Regions from separate parts of the Homo sapiens genome. Here region 2 is linked to region 1. Evidence: chromatin loops called from intact Hi-C (ENCODE). Cell type or tissue: PC-9. All regions are shown on one strand.

Evidence for each region. Hi-C counts contacts between places; a loop is a spot of excess contacts. Peaks named below come from ENCODE experiments on the same cell type or tissue, not always from the same donor. Only the 100,000 strongest peaks of a DNase experiment are listed, where the experiment ranks them.
Region 2: it touches region 1 in a loop (3-fold over the local background); 3 of 110 quality-filtered maps call a loop at or near these places.

The regions. Positions count from the first base shown.
Region 1 is chr3:43,633,957-43,641,956 of GRCh38, forward strand. It overlaps a transcript of ANO10 not described here. Among named protein-coding and RNA genes, the nearest start is that of ANO10, 16 kb to the left of the region's middle. In PC-9, a CTCF peak has its summit at 4,774; DNase peaks (open chromatin) are centred at 4,905 and 5,295; H3K4me3 peaks cover 694 bases; H3K27ac peaks cover 2,097 bases.
Region 2 is chr3:43,997,056-44,005,055 of GRCh38, forward strand. It overlaps LOC124909489 (a long non-coding RNA gene), which reads left to right and starts at 2,277. Exons shown (of 5, transcript XR_007096256.1): 1 at 2,277-2,472; 2 at 6,567-6,626. RefSeq lists an enhancer at 1,484-1,543 and a silencer at 2,004-2,533. In PC-9, no CTCF peak of the experiment used is centred here; DNase peaks (open chromatin) are centred at 196, 1,896, 2,196, 3,746 and 1 weaker place; H3K4me3 peaks cover 4,514 bases; H3K27ac peaks cover 4,329 bases.

The DNA.
Region 1 (8,000 bases):
CAACCTGAGGGAAACATTATCTTTCTTATCATGGACAGCAAAAAAAAAAAAAAAAAAAATCTGCCACTATCTTCAAGACCGTCTGCTACACAAACATCTTCCAAAAGATATTTAATAATTTGAAACAAAGGATGTCAGTGCCTTTACTCAGAAGATGGGCAGACACACAAAAGACCCATGCAGAATTATCTCCCAACAATTAGGAGTAGCCTTGCCACCATCACAACTCATGAGTTTTCCCAGCAGAAGTATACTCTACAGCCTACACAGGTAACTGAACTTCAGAGTTACACAACTTAGTAAGAGAACGATTGCTAGATTTCCTTTTTACATGTCTTTTAATAATTAAAAAAAATAAGATAGGTATAATACAAGCACTTAGTATAAAAATAAAAGACTATTAAGAGTGTAGGCAGTGAAAAGTAGGTGTCTTTCCCCGTCTCCCAACCACCCAGTCTTTCTCCCCAGAGTAAACAAGCTTATTTTAAATGTCCTGGATATATATACTACTTATATATAAATGTTACATATGATATAGATTGTTGGGGTGGTGGTATGTGTATGTATACTCATGTCTTCCCCCTACCTGAAATTCTTGTCCTACACATATCTCCACCCTCTAGAAGCAATTAATATTAAGGCAGGTGCAAAATCTAAAACAAGAAGCACTTAAGTTTCATCCAGTGCCTTTCGGAATTCTTGCATTTCTTCATTTATTCCCATCTGGTGACCATCCTGGAAGACTTAAGGATAGGTATATCATGATCCTTGCCCTCACTGAGCTCACACCTGTGTTGGGGAGTAAGGCATCTACACACATAAATATAAGATAAAGAATGATTAGCACAGGCAATCAGAGGAGGGATAAACTACTTGAAGCTAGAGGGCCTCGTGAGAGGATTGATGGCAGATGTGGTATGTGAGCTGGTCTGATGAAAGGAGATGTGGTCCTGTGGCATGTGTGAATTAGGCAGCAGGTGGGAAGTGGAATAGTCAGGCATTCCAGGAAGAAGGAAGACATGAGCAGATGTATAGAGGCAGGAAAGCATGGTGTGGACTAAGGACACAAGGAGAAGTCCATGGAGCTGGGGCAGAAGGATGATGAGGAAAGGAGGGAGGGAGGGGTCATTGATGCAAAAGGGCCTCAAATGCAATGTTACTGCCAGTTATGTCTTTCTTGGGAATATGTGCAGCAGCATGATCTTCTTTGGTCCTAATGCAAAAGAACAAGGATACTGAGCCCACATGTAACAGCCTACACATCATTTAGGACACTCATAGCCGGAATCCATCTCTTCAAGCACAGACTGCAAAACATTCAGAGCTAAATTTGAGTACCAGAACCCTCTGTGATGTCAAATGCTAATCGTCTGAACTCTGGGTCACCATGAACAACACTTCAAGTCCTCGTTCATGTATCCTAGACTTAAACAAAAATCCCTCCATCTGGCCATATAACCTATAGATGTTACACTGACTGCTATTCAAGTATTCTCTAGTAAACACAAGTTCATGGCTGAAGATGAATTGTGACTTTTATAAAGTAAATATAGTCCTTTATCTATGTGATGAAATAGACAATGGTAATGTTTTAAAGGTCTTTGACTTAATCTGACATTATAGTTTTGGTTTCTTTAGTTCGTATAATCTGGTAAGCTCTGATCTTTTTTTTTTTTTTTTCTGAGACGGAGTCTCGCTCTTTTACCAGACTGGAGTGCAGTGGTGAGATCTTGGCTCACTGCAACCTCCGCCTTCTGGGTTCAAGCAATTCTCCTGCCTTAGCCTCCCAAGTAGCTGGGACTACAGACGCGCACCCACCATGCCCAGCTAATTTTTTTGTATTTTAGTAAAGATGGGGTTTCACCTTGTTGGCCAGGATGGTCTCGATAGCCTGACCTCATGATCCACCCGCCTAGGCCTCCCAAAGTGCTGGGATTACAGGCGTAGCCACCATGCCCGGCCCAGCTCTGATATCTTCTCTTTGAGTGGTCCAATGTGTCAGACGTTAGCATTTTTATATGGTGAATTCTTATATGGTGAATCCTTAACAAACAAGTAAAAAAAACAAAAAAAAACAAAAAAAACCCAAAAAACAGAGTTGTCCTAGTGTAGGTTTCCCCGGAAGCAGACCCTGAAACAAAGATTCAAGTGCAAGCTGTTTATTTGAAGGGAGAGCCTAGGAGACATAGGTAGGGGAGTGAAGAAGAGAGATGGAAAGGAAGGCAGCCAGTGAAGGGTATGTTGTCAAGAAGGCTGCTGCTGTGGTTGACTCCAGCAACCAGCATAGGAGACACCTGCACATCAGTGTCAGTGAGGGAGCTGGTTGAGGACTGCTGGCCAAGGGAGGTTAATTTTTCTGGCACTTCTGGTGGCCATTTCTGTGAGTAGCAAGGACTCCTGCCACCAGAACAGCCCTCAGGTAAGGAGATGCACACACTGGCAGTTGACATCAGGTTAGCTGGAGAGTCCAGGGAGGATAACAGGGGGCCTCTGGCAGCATCTGCTACAAAGGTCATTTCAGGGCCGAGAGAGTCTTTTGGCTCATATTTCACATTCACAAGTTTTAAGTTGAAACACCATCTCTGAGGGTACAGAAGTAGTTACAGAGCTATACAGAGAGGATTGAAAGAAGACATCCTTCAAAACAACTTTAAACTTGTGTCTCATTAACAGACCACAGTAGTAATAATTATACACAATGAATTTAATATTTCTCACAAATCCTTTATCTTGTAATTTGTACAATATATTGTCATATATTTTTGTGTTTAATAGACGTTCTTTGTTAAATGTGGATGTTGAAAGTATCTAGCATTTAAATTTGTTGTAAACCTGAATTGATATTTCTTTATTTTTTAAAATATATTGGGAGTCTCAAAAACTGAAAAACACCTGGTCTCTGTCACCACTAAAAAGGCCCCATTTAGCCTGGTGCAGTGGCTCAGGCCTATAATCCCAGCACTTTGGGAGGCCAAGGCGAGTGGATCCTTGAGCCCTGGAATTCAAAACCAGCCTGGGCAAAATGATGAGACTCTGTCTCCACAAATAAATAAATAAAAGTTAGCCAGGCAGACGTGGTGGTGCATGCCTGCAGTCCCCGCTAGCAGGAAGGCTGTGGTGGGAGGATCAATTGAGCCTGGGAGGTGGAAGCTGAAGTGAGCTGTGTTTGCACCACTGCACTCCAGCCTGGGTGACAGAGTGAGACCCTGTCTCAAAAAAACAAACAAAAAGCTGGGTGCGGTGGCTCACACCTGTAATTCCAGCACTTTGGGAGGCCAAGGTGGGCAGATCACCTGAGGTCAGGAGTTCAAGACCAGCCTGGCCAACATGGTGAAACCCGGTCTCTACTAAAAATACAAAAATTAGCTGGGCTTGGGGGCGCATGCCTGTAATCCCAGCCACTCGGGAGATTGAGGCAAGAGGATCACTTGAACCTGGGAAGCGGAGGCTGCAAATGAGCCGAGATGGCGCCACTGCACTCCAGCCTGGGCAACAGAGCGAGACTCCATCTCAAAACAAACAAACAAACAAACAAACAAACGCCCCAATTAAAAACAATAGCATCACGGAGAATTAGGACCAAAATTTAGAAGAAGAATAAAACAGCCCAAGAGACAGCGTCAGGGCATTTTTTTTTTTCACCTACTAGATAAAGAAGCAGTAGGGCAGTGCACATCGTTCCTGTGCAGAGCTATTTCTTCTTGAGCTTCACAGCACTTTGTGTACAGAAATGAAGAATGATGCCCAGAAACTCCACTTTGTAGAACTAAGCAGATTGAGCCAGTTGATCCAGGAACCTCTCTCAAATCTTGCTTTTTATCTTTTGTCTTAAAGAAAACAAATTATGAGGCAAAAAGTAACCATTGTTGGAGGATAAATCAGAAAGTTGTCATTTTCCCTTTTAGAACTAGTGGGATTTACTACCTGTTCTGAATACAGTATAAGAATATAATGGGCAGCAATGAATGAGTAATCATAAAAATATCCAAAGCAGAATTCCATCGAGTTTTAAAAATTGTTTCCTTCATAAAGCATAAAGGAAATGTGCATATTTATCTTCAAATACAAGCAGATTAAATTGAGATACGTCGTTTAATTGAACTATAAGTTAAAAATTCTTAATGAGATCATCTTGTGAAAACCTAAACTCTACATTATTCCTCCTGAAAATCTGCCTTCTCCAGACAGAAATGTATAAATGGTCATTGACTAACCAGGCTATAAACTGCTCATTTGTAAGGATAACCTTCGAACTTGCATTACAATTGAAGAGATGAATAATTTTCACAAGTAAGAAATAGATATTTTTGTTGAAATTATGCAATTTATATTAATCCTCTTGATCACAATTTACAAAAAGTTAAGAAGAGAAGCTTTTTTGAGATGTTTTTATGGTGTTAATAAAAATAATACAAATTGGAAATTTTGTATTATAATTACCCCTATTAAAGCATGTGTCATTTCACTGGGATTTTTAGTCTTCAGAATCAAGCAATAAATGCATATAATGTTGGCTATTCAGTCTGCTCAATGGGATATAGATGGGATATTGTGACAAATCTTTTTTCTACCTATTTGTGAAAAATGAAATGTTTAGTAAGTATTTTTTAAAGGGTAAAAATACTTTAACTCACAAGTAGCCAGAGAGCAGCTAGAGGTTTGTGAAACGGTGGTCAAGGGCCTGATTCCCAGCACTCACTGGGTAGGAAGTTACACACCTGCTGTACAGCGAGACAAGTCGTTGCCACAGGAGTTTGCAGTTGCACCACAGCGCCATCAAGTGAAGGGGTGAGAAAGGTGACTCTCAACAATTATTAATACTCAAGGTAGGTACCACTCCTGTTGAACATATTGCTCCCAGATATAGCAGCCTAAAAACCACAGAGTCATTATGTCACTCAGTTTCTGACAGGAATGTGGGAGTGGCTTAGCTGAGTGGTTCTGGCTCAGAATTGATCCTGAGGTTGTGGTCAAGATGTCACCTGCAGTCATCTGAAGGCTTGACTCAGGCTGGAGGGTCTGCCTCTAAGGTGGCTCCCTCACATGACTGCAGGCAGTCTCAGTTCCCCACCAGATAGATCTCTCCACCAGGCTGCTCACCCGTCCTCAGGACATGGCATGGGCTTCCTGCAGAGGGAGGGCTCAGAGAGAGAGAGCGAGCAAGCAGGAAGCTGTAATACCTGGGAATCACCTACTCTCCAAAGTCACACACCATCATTTCTGTGTTGTTCTAGTTGTTAGAAGCACATCACTAGGTCCAGCCCACATTCCAGGGGAGAGGAATTAGCCTTCATCTTTTGAAAGGGGCGTCAAAGAATTTCACATTTTAAGTCATCGCAGTGCAGCCAGCCCAGAGATCAGATGACTCAGCCAGTTTGCCCTCACTAGATCTAGAGGGCTCCCGTCCACACCCTTGCTAGGTGTTTACAGTGCATTTCTAGCACTAATGTTTAAGACATAGATCCAAATGCCACACAACTAAAATAAGTTGAAGAATCAATTTGTGATGAAAATACAGACAATTCTGGCTGGGTGCAGTGGCTCACGCCTGTAATCCCAGCACTCTGGGAGGCCGAGGTGGGCGGATCACGAGGTCAGGAGATTGAGACCATCCTGGCCAACATAGTGAAACTCCGTCTCTACTAAAATACAAAAATTAGCTGGGCGTGGTGGTGCATGCCTGTAATCCCAGCTCTGTAATCCCAGCTACTCAGGAGGCTGAGGCAGGAGAATCCCTTGAACCAGGGAGTCGGAGGTTGCAGTGAGCTGAGATCGCACCACAGCACTCCAGCCTGGCGACAGAGTAAGACTCCATCTCAGAAAAAAAAAAAAAAGAAAGAAAGAAAAAGAAAATGTAGACAATTCTGCCTTTTTAGAAAGTAGGACCTGGCACAATAGTATACTTTCAGATATGAGCCTGTTTGGATGGCACCCCAGTTCATTCAGAGAATGTCTCCAGCATTATTTTGTCTTAGCACAACCAGCTGAACTCACTGGAGTGTCGCTAGCCTAAGCAAGCCTAGTCCTGAGAGTCGGGGTTGCAGAAGATGTATGTTAGGGTGAAAGTGGGGTGGTAAAGGAAGAGGACACAGAGTAGGTCTGAAAACAGTGTTCTGGACAATCATTCCAAAATGAACCACTCTACAAAGCTTTACTTGAAGGATTGATATTTAAACACATCAGTCATTAGATGTCTTTATATTTAATGGGTTTCAATTTCACAAGACCTCTCATTGCTGGTTGTGTGCTTTGAGGGAACAGGGAAGAAAAGGTTAAAAAATATACCCCCAGCTTATAATGTGGAAAGAGTTTACTTGAAGCTGCACCACTCAACCAAGTCCATTCTGTTGTTTCTAAACCAACAAAAAGCATGGTGAAGAGAAGGCATCTGGTGGATATTGGCTGAATTTTTTTAAAAACAACTGGCTAGCAGGGCAAAGCATCAACCCTGGCCAGTGGAGAACTTGCCATCTTTGCCTGGCACTACTTCATTCCACTCCTCCCTGACCCCAGTCAGCAGGTACTCCTTCCTCCCAGGCCTTTGCACAGGAATCATGCAAACTGGAACCCATCCCATGCACTAAAAAGATTCTGGAAGTTTCATTTCTAATGTTCCTATTTTCTCACCATGTAGCAAAAAAGCAGAAGAGCACACACTCCCAAATAAAATGGTGAATTCTTTTACTAGCAGTATTCTACTGAACAGAACTCTTTTAAAATGCATTTTTCCATTGCCACATTACAGTGATAATTAATATTCATAATAATGACCTTGAAGGTCTCTCAGAGTCTGAGGAACCTAATGAATAATTAAGAGAATGAAATGGTTTTCAATAAGATTTCATGCTTAGTGCTTTTTGTATTCTAATACTTTTGATAGATTGTCATGGTTGATTGTCTAATTCCCCAGTCATGCGAGTAAACAGAGAATTTAATGTGTTTCAAGGGGACTTCCATGGTAAGTTATTTGCAAGCATATTAAACCAAAATCTGAAGTGCATTAAAAATCCTCAGCCAACGCTAGCATACACGCAGGCTGCCACATGAATTGCAGCTATAGGGAGCTATGGCTAGCTGGAACCACTCAGAATCCATCCTTTTCCTTCTAGATAGAAAAAGAAAATAATTATTGGAACTAAGGATAATTATACATAAAATTATATACCAAAATATTGTTCTTATAGTTGAGGATTCATTTGTTGCTCTTATTCATTGTCATATGTTTAAAGAATTTGACACAAGATTGATATCAAAAAATTATCTGGATTGGGGGTTCCTTTCCTATTCCTGGTGCCACTTCATGCTGTAATAAACTCTCACTCTTGTTTCTTTCTTGTTACCCCTGTTATGGTAGACATATCACTCTACTTGGAGAAAATTCCAAATCACTGTTTACAGTAGAAGAAAAATCCAATACCTATATTCGGCAGTTGAAAGACCAAGATCCCAAAAGGTGATATGACTTATACAAAGCTACATAGCAAGTTAGTTATAGAGCCCAATGAGAACCTGTGTTTCCCAACTCCCAAGCAAAGGCCTTTGTGCAACATCCATTGCCACACCAAAGCCAATAACTGCTAATGAAAGTTCTCCACCCATTGCAGCCACGGAAACTGAAAAAACTACTGAGAAATGTTATTTCAACAAATGCATTTGACTTATAAGGTTGAAGTACCATATATTCTATTGAAAATGTCTGAATTGAAAGGATTTAAGTCACTTTAAGCAGAAAATTAGAGCACACATGGCACTGTCTATTTTTAGGATCTCTGAGTCTCAGGCACAGGCATTTTAGTAATTTAGATCTTTACATGAGTGCTCCTCCAAGTTTTGTTTCATCTTCAGAATGGAGGCCATGTCATCAAGCGAGTGTGGGAAGCTTGAGCTCATTCTACAGGAGGTTATGCCAGGTGCAGGAAAAGGGATTGCTTGGTGTAATAATTAGATCCTTACCACCTACCCACCCACCCACATACAGACATACACAGATACACACACAC
Region 2 (8,000 bases), 360 kb after region 1:
GCGCTGAATCTGTTCTCGCCGTCTGCCTCGGTCTCTGGGGCGTCGCATCCAGGAGAAGGGTTTTAACTCCCTGCCAGATCCGCTCGGAATTAGCTCTTCTGGCGGTGCAGCAACAAGTGGCCCCGCCGCCTCCCTTGTGCACTCGGAGGGACTACATCCTCCTCCTCTCCCAGCCCCTAGTCCAAACGGGAGTAGGTAATGGCGGGGAAAGGGGGAGGTGACGAGAGCGGGGAGAAGGAAGTACATATTTTTTAATTGTGAAATTGTCTGTCTGCGTGCTGTGCTCTGGGATTCTCTTGTCTCAATCAACTTCAATTTTAACGTGGCCGTAACGTTAAGATTAAGACCTAGAAATGAAAACGTACCCACCTTTCTTATTACAAAGGTCGTTTGTTGTTGTTGTTTTTTTAAAACACCAAGTAACCCCCCCCCCCCCCCCCCACGGACTTATACTTTGTTTATGAGATTTCTCCAACCTTGGTGGTTTGGAGAAATGAGGTGGGGGAGGGGAGGACCAAGGGCAGCAAGACGTCCACTACGAAAATAAGATACTTACTAATTTAATAGGGCCGTTCCTTTTTACATAAGATGCTCCCCCACCCCCCACCAATTTACAATAGGTAAACTTTGAGCTTCCTCAAAGTTTCGCTATCTAGCGTTTATGCCCGAAGCTTTACGAATAAACTCCCTTTCCAGGTAAACCTGCCCAACCCTTGTCCTATGCCCAGCGAAGCCCAGGTACGATGGGTCAAGGACCCCTGGCTTCCACATTGTCTGAGTCACGTTCCAGTTGGAAAGGCCATCTTGGGCGAGGGACGTGTTGCCCGACTGGTCTAAATAAGGAAAGAAAGTGGAGTACCAAAGAATCAAGGGCCTCTGTTCCTCCCCATCCCGCCACCACCACCACCGGTCCCCGGGCTCTGCTGAGCGCTGCGGCGGTCTTGGCTGAAAACTGCGTCCCCGCCCAAATCGAGCGCAAAACTCCCTTGGACAGAAGTTTGAAAGAATCCAGTGTAGAAACAGACTTCTCCGTCCAATTTGGTTTTAATCAGTAATCATATAAGTATACCCACATAACCACCTAAGTGGAGAGCAGACGCCCAGATTCACGGTCCCCACGTGTTGCTGGAGTTGGCGCAGACGCGTGTGCGGGCATAGCGGCGGACGTGACACCGCATTTTCTCCGAATTCCTGCCATCTAGGGTGGTGCCGCCCCAAGAGGGGGCCGTGGGGAGGTGGGGTAATAGGCTGCGCAATCCACTTGCTCTGGGGGAGCTTAGGGTTCAGAGCAGAGCGCAACTCCGGGGGGCTGTCGCACAGCCCCATTCTCCCACACCAGAAGAGCAATGCTCCTTATGGATGATTAATAGCCGGGCTTCTCCTGACCATGCGGCGCGTCCCTGCCGGCACCACTTAGTTGTTTTAATTTGACCTTTATTAGCAACGTGCTCCCAGAGGCTGCGAGTTGGATTCGCACCACGATAACGGCCCTCTCCCCTTCCACCCGGCCGGCTTCCTGGGAAGGATCGGGGACTGCAGCTCCCGCGACGCCTCCTCCTCCTGCGCAGGGAGCAGGCCTGAGTTCCTCCACGTAATGACCTGGGAGACCTCAGGCATCCCGGGGCCTGGTCGGAGGGTCTTCGGGCCCTGGAGCTGGGCGGTGTCTGCAGTGCACCGCCGTGAGTTTCTCTCGGGTACAATGTGCTGGTGTGCAGAGAGGAGGAAAGGAAAAAAAAAAAACCCAACACCACTCTTAAGTGGCACTGGCATCTATGAAGTGGCAGTGGTCTACACTGAGCGTGCCCTTGCCTGGAGGTGTAGGGGGCGGTTACTGCAGCCGAGGGGAGGGTACTGCGGCCAAGGGCAGGGCGAGAGGACAGTCAAGGCCGGCTGGCCGCGTGGGAGCCTTTCCTCTCCGGGTTCAGCGGCCGGAATCACCAGCACTGCGGCTAAAGGGGCTGGTAGGCTCTCCTGCACCCCGCGTGCTCCTCCGCCTTCTCTGTGTCCCCCGGCTTTTCCAGGAGGAAGATGGGGTGCCCATCGCGAATGGGGCGCGCCGGGCCGCCTGGCCGGGCGGTCACGTGTCCCCCCTCCCCCGCCACTGCGGCGGGAGTTCCAATCAGAGCGCGCCAGGGGGCTCCTCCCGGGCAGGAACCACCCGGCTCGGCGGCGGAGGGTGGGCCGCCGTCACCTGACCGCCCGCCCCCGCCCCCCGCGAGTAAGGGGCGGTGGTAGCGTCTGCTCGGTTACAAATGGCCCCTCCCGCCCGGCTCGCCCGCTCGCTCGGGCTCGGCGCGGACCCGCCTGGGCGTGCTCCTCCCGCCGGCTCCAGGCGTCCCACCGCCCTGCCCGGCGCCAGCCCGCGGTCCCAGCCACTCCTGAGGGCGCGCCGGGCACCCAGCGCGTAGGCTCGCCCACGGAGGTCGACACGGAAGTCTGGACCGCCGAGGCGTGTGGCTCGTCTACCGGCAGGTGAGCGTGCACCGCGGGCGTGGGATGCTGTGGGGACAGTGCGGGGGACGTGTGGGGTCTTCGGATGCGAACGCGAGTCCGTGCGATGCCCAGGTCAAGTTTGCAGAGAGAGTCTGCGGTGTCTGTCTCCTTGGCCTCCTCTTGATGCTCCTGCGGGTTGGGGGCTCGGACCAAAGCTTCTATTTGGGGGAAGGGCTTCAGGACATTCTTGCCTTGAGATACTTGACAAAGGTTGAAAAGACACATCAGGTGGGAGCTTGTAGCTGCTGCTGATGGGGTGAGACAGGTGCAGTCGAGTGTGCACGCATATGTGTGTGGCTCCTGGGTAAGGGTCAGCTCGAGATGGGGAGAAGCCTCTGCGACGGGTCATTCTGTCCCCAAGAGCCACTTAGATTCCGGAGAGTGAAATTGAGCCGCTCTGAGGTGGTCACTAGATGTTATGGCAGCAAACCAGTGACCCCCAGTATTTCTGATATGACCCTGTAGTAGAAGGAGTGCAGATGGTTCAGTACAGAGTGTGTGAGGTTTTAAGGCACCCAGAAAAGATTCCTTTTACCTTATAACTTCTTGACAGAAATTAGTATTAAAAGTGCTGAATCATGCAAAAAGATTAGGAAAATAATTTACTTAATGTTTTGGTAAAGTTTTCCAAAGCTAATAATATCTGCATTTTTGGATCAATGCTTTAAATTTAAGATGTAGGCACTAGGTATTTAAAATCATATTTTAAGACTGTGCCCTTGGCTTTATGACTATCAGTTGCTTTTCTTTCTTTATGATTAGTTGTATCCATTCATTACTTCTTACCACTTTCACTACCCTCAAAACAAACAAAACCCCGGAAAAAAACCCAAGACATGGGATTTTTATTTTTATTTTATTTATTTATTTATTTCTGATGTGTTCATGATTGTAAAGGGAGTGGAGGTATCAGTCCTGGGAAATAAAAAAATCCTCCTCTGATGAATGCAGTGATGGCCAATTTGATCAATTTGATTTGTCATATGCCACTGAAGGGAATGTCAAGCTGATAACATGCAGACTGGAGAGAAAATGAAACAGGAGTTGCCCATTGAGGAAGACATAAGCCCTTATCCGATTGCACTCAGTGAAGGAGCTGGAGGGTAGTCCTTCCACATTGGAACCTGAGTCCTTGGTGGAGGTGCAGTTTTTGATGCAAGTTCTGAGGTCAGACACCATGTAACATAAAGATGAATTTAAAAAAAAATCAGAGTCAGGATTAGTAAAATGGGTGTGTCCAGCGACAGCCTTTGCCCATTTACTCTTGGCTGCACTGTCTGAAATGCTCAGTGGCCTGCTGACTCATAAGGGAACAAGCATGGCTTAGCAAGATTGGATTTTACTTGTAGACTCTAAAGAACTGTACTTGTTAAAAAAAAAAAAAGATTTTTGAAAAAGCATCATCGGAGACATCCATAATAGAGAAGCTAGTCTCTCTTTCTCACATCTCTTCTTCCAGGAGGTTTCTCCCTGATTCCTTGACTTGTCACCTTTATTTCAATACCTGTCATCCATGCTTGTGCAAAACACATCTGATTTGACACAAAGGTTTTAATCTGAATCTTAACATGAGAAACGGTGGGACTCTTAGCAACATGATTATTTCAAAGGTATTTTTGAAGGATACTGAAAAACTGGAATATGAACGATTAATTGAATTTTCTTTACAGCACAGACTCCCTTAACATTGCATGCAAGACCAGGGAGCCCCACCCTGTTTCTGAGCATCTGCATGAAAGACCAGGAAAGGAATTCGACAATTGCAGTGGTGCAGGGAGAGGCAGCTTCTAGGCTTGGGCATTACCTTTATTTAAATAATTACTAACAAATTTGGAGGGTAGGCTTTAATCCATAGGCAGGTCTTAAAAAGCACAGTGTTATTTCTTTTCACCTGTCAGCTTGTTAAAATGTCCATTTAACTTTGAGAGGTTGATTTTGTTAGAAAAGGGATACAGATCGAGAGCTTCCAAATTTTAAGATCCTAGGGCTAAAAGCCATAATTGATTGGAAGGACACATATTAAAGCATACAGTGAAGCCAAAAAGAGTTATTTTTGCTTCGATATTCTTAATAAAATTTTTTTTATAAAACTAAGTTTTTTAGAAAGAGGGGGGCTCCTTTTTAGGCAGTGAATGGAATAAATCAGCTTGTGCGATAGACCAGCACCTGGCATCTCAGTTTGAACAGAGATGCATAATTGGAGCAAGAAACAGATGAATGAGCTTACCTTTTACTGCTTGGTCCTTCAAACAGAACCCAGTCATTTCACATCAGATTAGAGGAAGGCCATTTCTACAACAAGACAAGGAGATTTCAAATCTTGTTTCAAATCTATGGGAAAGAAAATGTTTTGAGCTGCTCTGAAGAAAGAGGCATTATAAATTTACAGTTCATTATTATAGTTAGGTTTATCCGCATCGTCTACTGCAGATAGCGGGTCTGACCAAGAAGAAAAGAGATACAAAGACTTTTTTTCTTTCCTTTTTTTAAGACAAAATTTTCAAAAGGATCCCTACTTGGTTACCTTCCATTTTTTAAGGTAAATATATCATTTACGGAAGAGAAAATGATACGTTTTCCCTTGATGGCTAGAGTGAATTAATGCATTTTCAGACCTGAATGTCGTGACCAGTTAGCAGTATCTCAACAGTTCTTCCAGTCTAACGTGATACTCTAGGTGAAAATTGCAGGTTCTGTTCTGAACTCATAATCTTAAGCTGCTGAAACTACCTTCTGCTTTTTTCCTGTGTTTTTTTTTTTTCTTATATTATCTTTCCCCTCTTTTAAATCCACAAACTATACCTACAAATCCTAGCACCTAGAAGGCTTTGAGAGTCACCAGGAACACACAATCAGGTAAATTGTCTGTGATTGCGGGTCATTCTAAAATCAAAATAGATTTCAGCGGCGGCTTCAAGAATCAAATTGGTCAGACGTCTCTGGTGCTTTGCTCAGATGCCGGCGCCCTAGCAGCCTGCTTTCAAAGAGGGTCTTTTCCTAAGATATGCAGTGATTATTTTATGGAAATTAGCTCTACCCACTTGCACAGTTAATTGCAGTATGAGAAGGTTCCAGAACAGTACCTCCTTGAGTTCGACAGTAAATATGCACACATCATTGTATGACGAGCATTCCAGAACACCCACCTCCCAGCAAAGTAAATTTGCTGGCTGAATAAACACCTGGGCTGCTTTAGCCCACAAATGGCAACAAGTCTCATGTTTTACCACAAATGTACACTAAGCCTTTTTAGGACACTGCAGAGCCTTGTAGCATGGAAAGGGGCATCTGATGTCTGAATTCCTGTAGAGTTGGCCTCCAAGAATCTCTCTTTTTCCACTTGAGGATATCAGGTTATGAGTTTTTTTTTTTGAAGAATTTGAAGAAAATTGTTTGCTCATCCACTTATTACAGGGAATTGTAGTTAGTAATATCTTTGGCGTTAAGTATTTAAAAATTAATGATATTTTTGGGTGTGTGAGGGTTGGATTGAGGCAATAGAGAGTATCCTTTAGAAAAACCATTTGGAAATTGCTGCTCCTTTAAAATTATGTGACATTAAACACTTGTACATGCATCTCTGCAAAATTCAAGAAATGTGCTTTGGTGTGCGCATTGTGCCACATACACATGCATCCTACACAAACTGGAATTGCTATTTAGGACTGTTAAACTCTTCATTTTGAGAAGACTTAACTTGGGTAGTGGGGAGGGTTTTTATTTGTTTCTTTCCTGGTAGAAGTGGGCTCTGAATCTGTTGTGCTTAGGATCTTACTTAGTAGGTAGGACCATCAAGAAAAGACAGTGAATGAATAGTTCTTAAAAGTAGATAAAGTACATTTTTTTTTTTTTTTTTTTTTTTTTTTTTGCAGTGTGTCATCGTTTAGGTTGCTAATTTAAAAGTATTTCAGCTCTGGATTTTAGAACTAAAAATATCATGAGAAATAGTTTTCGTTCAGATGTAGCTCAAGATGCATCTCTCCCTTGTTCAAATTACTATGTATCCTCCTTGCTTCTCATGGAATTTGGAAACTATCCCAACTGCTAATGATCTAAACATTTTGGTCTTACAGGTGTTCTTTTGATCACAATGGATAGTGACTCTTCTCTTCTGCCTGAGAGTGGTTCAAAATGTAAGTTCAGTAAACTAAATAATTAAATATTAATAATTCTGAACATCTGTGCAGAGCAGTTCTTCCTATTTTTCATTCCTTCTGCCTAAGGACTCTAGCTTCATAAATAAGAATCTAGAAGGAAGTGCTATACCCTTGAGTAGGGGGTGGGGGGAGCCTAACCTAGATGAACGTTTATTCACTACCCAGCAGCATAACTTTATATGACTGCAATCACAGCCATTGATTCCTGTGCACCCCCACTGCCCCCATGTTATTTTCATGGTAATAGAATACGAACCTTTGGTGCTTGGGTAATGCTGAATTGACACTTCCCCAGATGTCATACGTTTCTGTGTGGCCCTGCCTGTTCTAATCTTCTCTTGGTTCAAGCAGATGGCTTCTGATATGTAGAAACATCCAGGCCCAGAAACAGAGGTTTTTGTTTTGTTTTGTTTTGTTTTGTTTTTGGGGTGGGGGGTGGCCCGATGAAATCCTATGGCTACTGTCAAGCTACCTTTCTTACCGAATGTACGTTAATCAAAATGCTATAACCCAGCTGATGACGTTTAGGCTGTTAGGATCTGGTACACGTAAATTATAAAATGGAAAGTGTTAAAGTGTACGGGAAGCCATTGCTGTTTCACACAGAGTTTGAATGGTTAGGGATTTTACAGATTTCCCAGGGCTGGATCCACCTTTTCCATTTGAAGGATATCAAGTACTTCCAAGTATGGCTGTTTAAAGAGTGAACTCTCAGTCTCTGAAAGGAACCTAGTGCTGATTTGGACCCCTCCCTACCTCTTTAGAAATCTCAACATGTGATTTGAGATATTTTTGAGAACTTCTTAGGCATTCGATGCATTTCATCAGTGGTCAGGCTATAGAAAGCTGATTTTTATTAGGAAAAATATCTCTTCTACCTTCTCTTATCCCTTGTTTTTCTGCCTTCCTGTCTGTGCTCCCTTTCCCAAAACATAGATTTTCATGTAATTCAGTTCACTAAATATCACTTCCATTTTTGCTTCTCTGCAGAGTTTATTGCTAGAGCTGCTGATAGACTTTTGGCGCAGATAGTATATTGATCACTTGAAATCTCATTTGAGCTTGACTGAATATACATAATGGGGTGTCAATCGGGGAAAAATCTCATAATAAATGGCAGGTGACTTATATTCATGAGAAAAAAAAAGTCTTGGGCCGCACACAAAATACCATGTTTACTGTAGCATGACAGACTGATTTTGCTCGTCTCCATCATATTCATCTGGTGGGTGTTTAATAGCAAAGGCAAGGTTAGAATACCAAGATCCTGGAAACTTTCTTTGTTTATGTGGGAAGCATTTTTGTACACTCTATACAGTATAAGCATCTTCTAGAACTACAGCCAGCAAG